2 separate regions of the Homo sapiens genome follow, and region 2 is linked to region 1. A link is an interaction called in ENCODE POLR2A ChIA-PET data of the cell type or tissue named here. Cell type or tissue: MCF 10A. All regions are shown on one strand. Each heading gives the region's core, and the rest is flanking DNA. Links, peaks and the distances in the headings are about the cores only. Region 1 has its middle 21 kb from the start of KLLN. Region 2 overlaps PTEN (phosphatase and tensin homolog).

Region 1 (5,386 bases), core at 274-5,273:
CAGTTGTGGAGTTATTTTCTGTAGGAAAGCAAAATCCATAACATAATGCCAGTAGTAACAATTAAATTGTTTGCTTATTCATATGAATTCTATTCTACTCTGTTTTGGGAAATCTGCTTAAACATTTGAGTATTATTTTATTGTATTTTCTTTTTTTAAAAATTAAAGGTCGCTCACTAGTCCGGTTTCCATTAGCGGCCATAACCAAGGGAGAGGAACCAGCTGGCATGGGAAGGGGCCATCTTCACAACATTCCATTTATACACAGAACTAAACAGACAGGCACAGAGTCACTGTTGTGGTTAGAAGTTGTAGCATGGGAAGGTGGAGGAACAGGTGGAGAGTGGGGTTGTTTTTAAAATATATATATAGGCCTTCCCCAACTGGGGTTCCTGGGAGAACTTGGTCTGCTTCAACCCAAGAGGAATCAGAAGATCCAAGCAGTTTGGGAAGGCCAGAACTGTCAGGGATGGAGAGAGGAGGAAAATCCAGGGAGTTGGGGGGCTGTTTGGCAATTGGGGTGAAGGGAGTGCCTTCCCTCTGCTGGGATTCCCCCAGGCCCTCCAGTCTGGCAGGAAGGGGGCAGCCTGCAATCCCTGAGGGCAGGTCTGGGACTAGTAGATTCTCCAGGAAGGGCGCTGGAGGGGATCACAAAGTTTGCCCTCCAAGAAGACGACAGTGCTGACCCCTAGCTGCTTCTTGATGACGTCTTTGGAGCTGGCATAGATCATTTTGCTCTTAATGGATGCAGACTCAGAGGCCCAGAAGATAAACACCAGGTCCTTCTTCTTGCTGTCCTTGGTGGCGTCATAAGGGGCGTAGCGGCAGTCCTTACTGTCAGCATCTTGACAAAAGTGGCATAGGGATCATCAATGGTTTGGTCCACATTACTTACCAGGATCTTCTTGGCCTCCGCAAGGATGATGTACTTCTTGTACTCACTCAGGCAGAAGAGCAGCAACTTCTTGCGCTTCTTCACCTTTTCTAGTGTTGAAGACTTGCACACTTTCATGTCACTGAACACCTTGATGACATCATCAAAGACAGCCACATGGGAGCCCATGTTTCCAGAAGTGAAAAGGAGATGGCAAGGAGAGCCGCTGCAGCTGCTGCCAGGATCTGACTAGACATTTGAATATTTTGAGAATGAAGTCTTATTTTCTCACTGACCCCATTAAAAAATCAGTAATAACATAAAATGAGGCTGTAATAAGAACAATAATGATAATAACTATATTTATTATTACTAACATTTGTTGATAACACTTAATGGAGTCATTAAAGGGTATGTATGGTCTTATGAAGCCCTCTGGCATGTTTGCATTTTCTCCCCAGGTCTCTGCAAATATGTTTCTATAAAGGACAGTGTGGGGTAAGCACTGTCACACAAGTAATAATGAATATTTATTGATTGCATACTACTACTAAATGACCTACAGGCATGATCCACTTAAATACCTCTCATATATCTCTTAAAATTTGCTGCTACACTGCTTCCCTACCAAAAGTACTAAAGCTATCCTTCTCCTATAGCAGCTGAGGCTTTATTATAATTTCTGCAATTTTCTACCTTCAGGAGGAGTTTTCTCCCTAAGGTTTCCAGTATTCTGAAAGTACTTTCCTAGCAGACTCCTCCCATTGCTCACTAGACATGCCTAGACAAGTTCTAACCTCAATTGTGAATGCAGCCTTTATGTGAGTACTCTACCAGAGGAGGGAGAAAGGGAGAAAAGAAATGTTATCACAATGATTGTATTCATTAACCTTCATAATATATATGTGAAAGGAGGATGTAGTGGAATAAGGGTTGTGGCCATGCACATAACATTAAACTGGATTGCCATCTGTTCATAAAGATTTCTAATTTCTTGCTACATTTATTTTTATTTACTTTTTATTATTTTTTTAAGAGATGGGGTCTCACTATGTTGCCCAGGCTGGTCTTGAACTCCTGGGCTCAAGTGATCCTCCCATCTCAGCCTCCCAAAGTGCTGGGATTACAGGTGTGAGCTACTGCAGTGGCATCTTGCTACATTTAATACTTCACATTACTCCATTCTTTTCTTTGGAGCAGACTGAAGCATTCCTTTTTTTCTTCTTTTTCTTTTTCTTTTTTTTTTTTTTTTGAGACAGAGTCTCACTCTATTGCCTAGGATGGAGTGCAGTGGCACGATCACAGCTCACTGCAGCCTCGACCTCCCAGGCTCAAGTGATTCTCCCAACTCTCAGCCTCCCAAGTAGCTGGAACTACAGGCATGCGCCACAAAGCCCACCTAATTTTGGTATTTTCTGTAAAGAGAGGGTTTTGTCATGTTGTGCAGGCTGGTCTTGAACTTGGGCTCCAGTGATCCTCCTGTGTCAGCCTTCCAAGGTGCTGGGATTACAGGCATGCACCCCTGGCCTCTGAAGCATTCCTTGAGTCAGATATGCTTGGTGTTGTTTACTCAACCTGAGTCACCTTTTGCTTCCCTGTTCACCATTACCTACTGCCTTACCCTGAAAGGGGAGGTACTTACTATATATACTCAGATCATAAATTCCTCAGGAAGCTATCATGAGGTTAAAAGTACAGTTTCTGGAACCAGATTGTTTGTTTTCAAATTTTGCTCTGCCACTTACCAGTTGTGAGATCTTTGGCAAGTTACTTAATCTCTATGTACCCATGTCCTCATCCGTAAAATGGGGATGATAACAGTAGCCACCTCATTGGGTTTTTAATTTTTTTTTTTTTTTTTTTAGATAGAGTCTCACTCTGTTGCTCAGGCTGGAGTGTGGTGGCACGATCTCGGCACACTGCAACATCCACCTACCAGGTTCAAGTGATTTTCCTGTCTCAGCCTCTTGAGTAGCTAGGATTACAGGCACCTGCCACCATGCTTGGTTAATTTTTGTATTTTTAGTAGAGATGAGGTTTCACCATGTTGGCCAGGGTGATCTCGAACTCCTGACCTCAAGTGATCTGCCTGCTTCAGCCTCCCAAAGTTGCTGGGATTACAGGTATGAGCCACCGCACCCGGCCTATCAGTGGGTTTTTATAAGGACTGAGTGAGGGAGTGTGTGTGTGTGTGTGTGTGTGTGTGTGTGTGTGTGTGTGTGTGTGTAAAATCACTTAGGACAAGCCTGGCACGCAGAAAGCACTATGTAAGTGTTAGCTGTTATTATTATTGAGTGCAGGTACTCTATCTAACTCAATTGTACTCTCTTTGCTGCCCTCTCTGACACCTGGCATATTGTTTGATACATGATAAGCTTTCAGTAAAGGCTGATGAGCGATGAACAGCTATTAACAAAAGATAGGAGATAAGAAAATAAACATTTTCTTAGTCCTTTGAGATGTCCCAATAAAACGGTACTTTTGAAATAACTGTATATCTTTTATTAATTATAATTTTATGTCATGCCAATGTTTTGGTTAAGAGTCTAAGAAGGCTGCATTTGCCTCTGAATCACTCTATGGTCAAGGCCTTGTATTGTGAGAACAGCCCAATCATATTGACCTGGCACATGCTTCTCTGAAGTCACATGTCCAGCATTGTGACATGAGCAAGAATGCAGGCAACCTCTTGATTCCACTCATTCAAAGTTCTCTGTGGGGACTAGGTTCAGAAGATGTCATCTCCCCCATAGACTAGCTTCCCAGAGAATGTCACCTGCAAACTAGAATGATGCTAGTCTCAGCTTAACTGTGCAAAGAGAAAACCAGAACGCGCTCCCCAGGAACAAGGTTCATTCACAGTTGTCAGAAGGTACATTAACACTTAGAATCAAAACTTCATATAGGCTCTAGTGTAAAGCTTGACAACTCCTAACTACATCTTAGCTTTCACTACAGTGGAAGCAGTCCTGCTTCCACTGAAGTTTCTTAGAGATTAAAAAAAAAAATTACTAGGTAAATCTTTGTACCTTTGTACTTCTCATGCTAGCAGTTTTTTTACGTATCAGAGAGATGCTCAGTTAAGTACTCATAAGCTCCGTGACTAAAAGACTACATACTTTTTCAATTATAAACAAACATACAAATACAACTTATCAGCTGGATATAATATAGCCCTGAGATAAAAATATCATCATATATTACTTTACATTATCATGTCATGTTATGTTCTTTCTACGCTTTGGTATGGGACATTATGTATGTTCTTTCTACACTTTGGTATGGGACACTATCTGGAAAGACCTTAATCACTATTTATATTTTATGTTTTCCAAAGGGAACATCAACAGAGGAAATGTCAAACTTAAGAAATATTCTGTTCCCTGAAGGGGTGAAAAAAGGGCTATGAGGCCTAGTTAATTACAAATCAAACATAGTAATATACCTGTTTCCTCAGTTGCAGTAGAAATAACCAAAATTCCCTCAAATGTGCACTCCTAATTTTGTTCAAGAAACTAACGTTTCTCTTTCAAACAAGTTCTGATGAAATTATCATTTTCTTTTTTCTTTTTCAGAGATAGGGTCTCACTCTGTCACCTAGGCTGGAGTGCAATGGCGCAATCATGGCTCACTGCAGCCTCAACCTCCTGGGCTCAAGTGATCCTCCCACCTCAGCCTTCAAGTAGCTAGGACTACAGGGGCACACCACAACACCCGGCTAATTTTTTACTTTTATTTTTAGAGACAGGGTCTCACTATGTTGCCCAGGCTCATCTCAAACCTTTGGTTTCAAGCAATCTTCCCGCCTTGTCATCACGAAGTGTTGGGATTATAGGCATGAGCCACTGCATCCAGCCTGAAATTATCATTTTCTAATATTTCTCTTTTAATTTTCTCTAAGATGGAAGTAGCCAAATCACAATTAAGGTTTAATTTCACAGAGTATCCTGATTAACTCTGGAACAATGTAACATTTTAGTAAAATTATAGTGTGGGAGAGAAAAACTACAGTATTTTTATTCTAGAATTGAGGTCAGTAATAATCTTTTTATTCCTAAATGACTCAAACAGAGTTAATTCATGTCTCTGGCCACCACTGGCAGGGCTAAAGCCTGGCCATGAAGTGAAGGACAATATGGAAAGGTGGAACAGGAATAGGAAGGCAGCATACAAGGAAAAGATGAGAGGTGTTGACAGATTTTTAAAGAGGATAAAGATCAGCAGCTTTTTACAATCCCATTACTTCTTTAAATCTACTAATTCATCCAGGTTCACAGATATAAAAACTGTGAGGAAGAGAAAAAGAAGAGGGAATGGATGAGATGGAGAAGATTACTGGGGGCGGCGGGGGGGAAGAAAGAAAGAAGCCCATTTGGTGGAAAGCAATAGAGCATAACATGAAATTGCCTTAGGTACAAAGCTCACTGATCTATTCTAGAGTCTTCGTCCCACTTGAGACAATAGCCTAGTTCTAGTCCAGTTCCACTCCAATTATAAGGACTTGTCCTTCTC
Region 2 (5,386 bases), core at 153-5,152, 75 kb before region 1:
TTGATTAAGCTAGAGGACAGCAACAGAAAGAGTACATCAACTTCAGGAATTAGAACTTTTTAGAATGAGAGGCAGAATGACACTGTATAGAACAGCACTGTCTAACAGAACTTTTGCAATAATGAAAATGTTCTGTATCTGTGCTGTCTTAATACAGTAATCACAAGCCACATGTAGCTACTGAGCACAAGAAATGTAGCTAGCAAAAACAACTCAGTAAATTTATTTTATTTTATTTACATTTAAACATAATGATAGCTACATGTGGCTAGTGGCTACCTACACTGGATAACAGATATCTAAAGGATATCTATCTATGAAAAAAAAAATCTGCTGGGATACAATACACATGCTCCCTAGTCAGGTAGTAGAAATGGGTACATCCTTAGAATAGAGCATAAAATTGGAACAGAGAAAAGGTACAGTAAAAATTAGAGACTTCACAGCTGTCAAAATATATACTAAACATATTTTCAACTACATGCAGTTTTCCAATAAATTCTTGCCATGCTTGATTAATTTGCTTCTGTCATTAGATTAGAAAGAAACTACAATTCTGGATATATTTCTAACTAAGAATGAGGAACAAGTTTGAGTGGAAATGCCAGGAAACAGGGAGAAAGTGTTCACATAATTTTAGAGTTCACGTCAGACAAGGAAGGAAATACTGGCGTAGTTAGATATGATACAGATCAGTAAAACAGATTTCAAAAGCTTCATTTAAATAACAGGCTATGAATTCATAACTCAACCTATAATGAAAGACTTGTGGTTTTAAAAACTAAAATTCTGTATAAACAACTACAAATGACTCCAGTTTAAAAAAGACAAAGGAGGAAATACACAAATTATCTAAAATCAACCAACACAGCTGCAGTGAATTTACCTTCAAAGCTCAGATTCAAAACGTACATATATATATTATAATAGCCAAAAAAGGGGATGAGAGATAATTACAGATGAAACAAAACAGCAGCACATATAAAGGAACATGAAAATAGTAAAAACAAAAGGCTTGGAGGAGGGGAGAATGTTCACACCAAAAAGAACAATAAAAAAATTAGGCCAGGTGCAGTGGCTCATGCCTGTAATCCCAGCACTTTGGGAGGCCAAAGCAGGCAGATCACTAGAGGTCAGGAGTTCAAGACCAGCCTGGCCAACATGGTGAAGTCCCATATCTACTAAAAATACAAAAATTAGCCGGGCATGGTGGCACATGCCTGTAGTCCCAGCTACTCAGGAGGCTAAGGCAGGAGAATTGCTTGAACCTGGGAGGCAGAGGTTGCAGTGAGCCAAGACTGTGCCACTGCACTCCAGCCTGGGCAACAGAGTGAGACTTTGTCTCAAGAAAGAAAAAAGAAATTAGACTCCCACACATTAAACAGCTATATAATGCTAAAGACAAGGAAAAAGGCAGGAACTCTTAAATTCCCTTTTCACTTTTATCTTCTCTATCCAAAAGAAGATGATTCAGTAAGTAAGGAGTAGTGGGTACATGACAGTTCTCTTTATTGAAAGCATTTCCTACTTGCTAATTTAAGCAAGGTGACTTTTAAAGAATATTTCTTAATAAACAATCAATAATGCAAAACAAAAGATAACCCACCAAGTTCTTTATGCTATTATTGTTTCATCTGAATTTTGTAGTCACAAAATTCAAATGGCAAGAGAAGCAGAACATTAGACAACTGTCTGAAGAAAGAATAAAATTGGTTTCCTGAAAATCATTAAGGAAAATACAAACAAACTAAAAGAAAAATAAGTTGAAAATAGGGTCAGTATATACATACACACACACCAGAAAGTACATAAGACCAATACATCAAAAAGTCGCTAAACCTCACAATTAAAAAAACACGATCAAATAACAAGATACCATTTTTTGCCAACAAGCTATAAAAAGTTAAAGTTTGAAACTATTCAGTTTGCCAAAGTTAGTGGGGATAGAAGGAAGAAGCACTCTTAAACAGTGAGTATATAAAATACCATTTTTGAAGGCACTAGTTTAAACCATAGACGCAATGGACCTAGCAACTCCACTGCTAAGAATTTGCCTTAAAGATATACTTGGAAAAGACAACAAGATACATATGTGAACTGTTCTCAATGACAAAAAAAAAACTGGAAACAACTTATATATTCATCATAGGGGCCTATTAATGATAGCATGATCATAAAATGAAATAAAAGGTAGTTAATAAAAGAATCAGGTAGGTAGATGTCCACAACAATATGGAAGATTCCTCAGATATAAAATTTTTGAAAGGGGCCAAACAGTGGTAGTATGTTCCCATTTGCTTTTCTTAAAAAGTGGGTAAACAATGAAAACAATTTTCAAAAGAATATGTGAAACTTTAAATTACAGATATAGTTAGGAAGAGGGTAAAATAGGAGAAATTTGTAGGGGATATTTGTCATCTTCAGGCTGTTAGGCAACCAAAATACCATTTCAATTTGGAGATAATTTCAAGAGATTAGAAGCAGATACTTCTTTCCTCATCTTTCTCTTAACACATGTACAGGCCTGATACCAACTATTAATAGATCTTTTTGCCGTGGATACCGAATCCTAGTGAGGACAAGGTACAGGAGAGTCAGAGATTATTCCTAGAGATCACCAGAGGAGGTGAGTTAATGAGCAGAGTCACCAGTTTCGAGGCATAGTGGCAGCAGCTATTACACCAAGTGTCCAAGCAGCAAAGTCCTAAGCAGATTGCTCCTGTTGAAACCTTGGGGCCATGTCTTGCTTCCCTTAGCTTCCACCTATCTTCCAAGTCTTGTTGTCAAACTATGACCTACCTAATACTTTTTTAAAAATTCCTTTCTGATTAGGTAAATCAGAGTCACTTTCTATCATTTGCAACCAAGAATTCTGGTTTCTTTTACAGCATTTTCCCATAATTTTGTTTTTAGTGAGGGCTGGTGAAACCATGCTCTTTTGTGAGCTCCCTTTAATATTTGAACTTTATGATTTCTTACCTACCACTGTGAACAACTGTGAGACTTGCAGGAGAATAAACAATCTATTTAAAAGAAAGTATTACAACAGTTTAAAAAGGGGATGAGGTTATGTTCTCTCAAAGAACTTGACTATAACTTAGGGAAACATTCACCATGGCTGCCCCTCCCACTTCCTTCTCTTTCCTCCCAAGGATTTCATGCCCACAGTTGGCTGATTGCCTTATAAGTCTGACACAATGGAAAGGCGGAAAAAAAGCAAGAAAACAGCACTTTCCAAAGGGAAATGGGAAAATTTGCCTATAGATACTTGGAAAGTAGAGACTAAAAAAGTAGATAAACAAAAGCAGAGAGGTAATACTCCCAAAACTTGGATAATCTAGACTACAAATCTTTCTAATATAAACATACCTTACTTCCAATAATTTCAATATATAAACATCTAAACCCATTAATGACTCACAGATTTGAGAACACAGTCTTTTTTTTTTTGTACTTTGTGTGTAAATTATACTTCAATAAGCCTAACTTTTTAAAAAGCTTCACATGCTGCAAAATATCCCTTATGGGCAGACCTCTTACCTGGGCAAGGAAAGAGAGCAGAAAAAAGAAACAAGCACAAGAATGTGGGGCTACTTAAGGGAGTGTAGTAGTGGGGCACTGACAGCACAGACCTCGGTATGTCTTTGTGAAGTCTGGCGGTCTTGGGGATTAAGAACTGGCAGCTCTGATTGTTAGTCTGGAGCAGCTTCTACCTCCCTGGGAGGCCACTGTGCTCTCTATCCCACCCCTGAGGGATTAGGGAAGGAAAAGCATAGCAGGCTTGCCCAGGGCCTGACTACGACCCAGGTAGGTGGGGACACTAGGTACCTGCCCCAGCAGAGATGGCTTTCAGGTATACAGGTTGCTGCGCCTTCTGAAACTCACAGGGCAGCACTCAGACCATGCAGGCCCAAAGCCCTGATGCCTCCTGCAGGTTACACTTCCCGACACTTGCAAAAGGCTAGCACGAGAAGCACCCATAAGCAGGGTGAGAAAATCTGTCTTCATTTTTTAAATTCTTTACTTTCTTCACAGTTCCTATGAAACAGATCTAAATAAGCTTCAAGAATACGTTTTAAAATTATTTTTGACAAAATAATAAACATATACCTTTCAAATGATAAAATAAAAAAAGTTTGGAATAAAAAATTTGTCTAAGAGCTGGGTGCAGTGGCTCACACCTGTAATCCTAGCACTTTGGGAGGCTGAGGCGGGTTGATCACCTGAGGTCAGGAGTTCGAGACTAGCCTGGCCAACATGGTGAAACCCTGTCTCTACTAAAAATACAAAAAATTAGCCAGGCATGGTGGTGCACGCCTGTAATTCCAGCTACTTGGGAAGCTGAGGCAGGAGAATTGCCTGAACCCGGGAGGCAGAGGTTGCAGTGAGCCGAGGTCATGCTACTGTACTCCAGCCTGGGCGGGCAACAGAGTAAGACTCCATCTCAAGAACAAAAAAAAAAAATTAGTCAAAGAAAGATGGCAGAATCAGAAGTACCAGGAACCCATCTCCCCACCTAGACGACTGTAAGCAGAATCTGTGATTCTGGAACTCTGGAGTCTATTCAGGTTTTCAGTTTCTAAGGAAAGACTTGAATGGTAAATCAGTTAGTTTGAGTCAATTTCAGCTCTTTGTGCCGTCGCGGCTACCCATCACCCACTCTCAAAGCAGGCAACCATGCACATGTTCCCAGAGCACCCTGCACACAGTTTGTAAGAGTCAAGGTTGGCAACAAAGACCTTGCCCTCCAAATATCAGGAATCTGTGTTCTGATTGCTAATTGCTGCTTCTGATCAAAATGTGACACAGAGGCAGACTATCATTATTTAACTGCCATTGGCTGAAAAAATTGCTCCAGGGATTTAAAGATCCAGAGCTATTTCACCCCTTTGATTTATTTTTAATTTTTAATTTTTATTTATTTATTTATTTATTTTGCCTTTTAGGAGCCAAACATTTAAGGAGGATACTACTGCAAAAGAACTGCATACATAGGGCAATTTAGAAAGTCACTACACATGCCCAGGGAAAAACACAGGCCGAGAAGATCTTAAGATTACACCCAGCATAGAAATACTCTACAACAAATAAAAAAACCAAACAAAATAGCACATCTTAGAGAAAAGAGAAAAATCTAATTTCCAAAGTTACCACTCTTTAAGATTCAAATTCCAGTTTTTGACAACAACAACAAAAATCACAAAGCATACCAAAAAAAAAAACTACCCCAAGCAAAACATTAAGTATAGGCCAAAAGGAAAAAAATAAATTAACAGAAACTGTGCCTGAGAAGATCAGATGGCAGACACTTACTAGACATAGACTTTAAAACAAATGTTGAAAGGTGCTCAAAAAGCTAAAGGAAGATATGGATAATGTCAAAAAA

What was found. Peaks named below come from ENCODE experiments on the same cell type or tissue, not always from the same donor. Only the 100,000 strongest peaks of a DNase experiment are listed, where the experiment ranks them.
Region 2: POLR2A ChIA-PET joins it to region 1 with 5 read pairs; 4 of 35 experiments call an interaction of 5 or more read pairs at or near these places.

What each region holds. Positions count from the first base shown.
Region 1 is chr10:87,839,547-87,844,932 of GRCh38, reverse strand. It overlaps a transcript of ATAD1 not described here and the pseudogene CFL1P1. Among named protein-coding and RNA genes, the nearest start is that of KLLN, 21 kb to the left of the region's middle. RefSeq lists an enhancer at 1,082-2,281 and a silencer at 3,387-3,681. In MCF 10A, for the core only: no CTCF peak of the experiment used is centred there; DNase peaks (open chromatin) are centred at 1,662 and 2,452.
Region 2 is chr10:87,913,966-87,919,351 of GRCh38, reverse strand. All of the region lies in intron 2 of PTEN (phosphatase and tensin homolog), which reads right to left. Among named protein-coding and RNA genes, the nearest start is that of PTEN, 53 kb to the right of the region's middle. In MCF 10A, for the core only: no CTCF peak of the experiment used is centred there; a DNase peak (open chromatin) is centred at 3,151.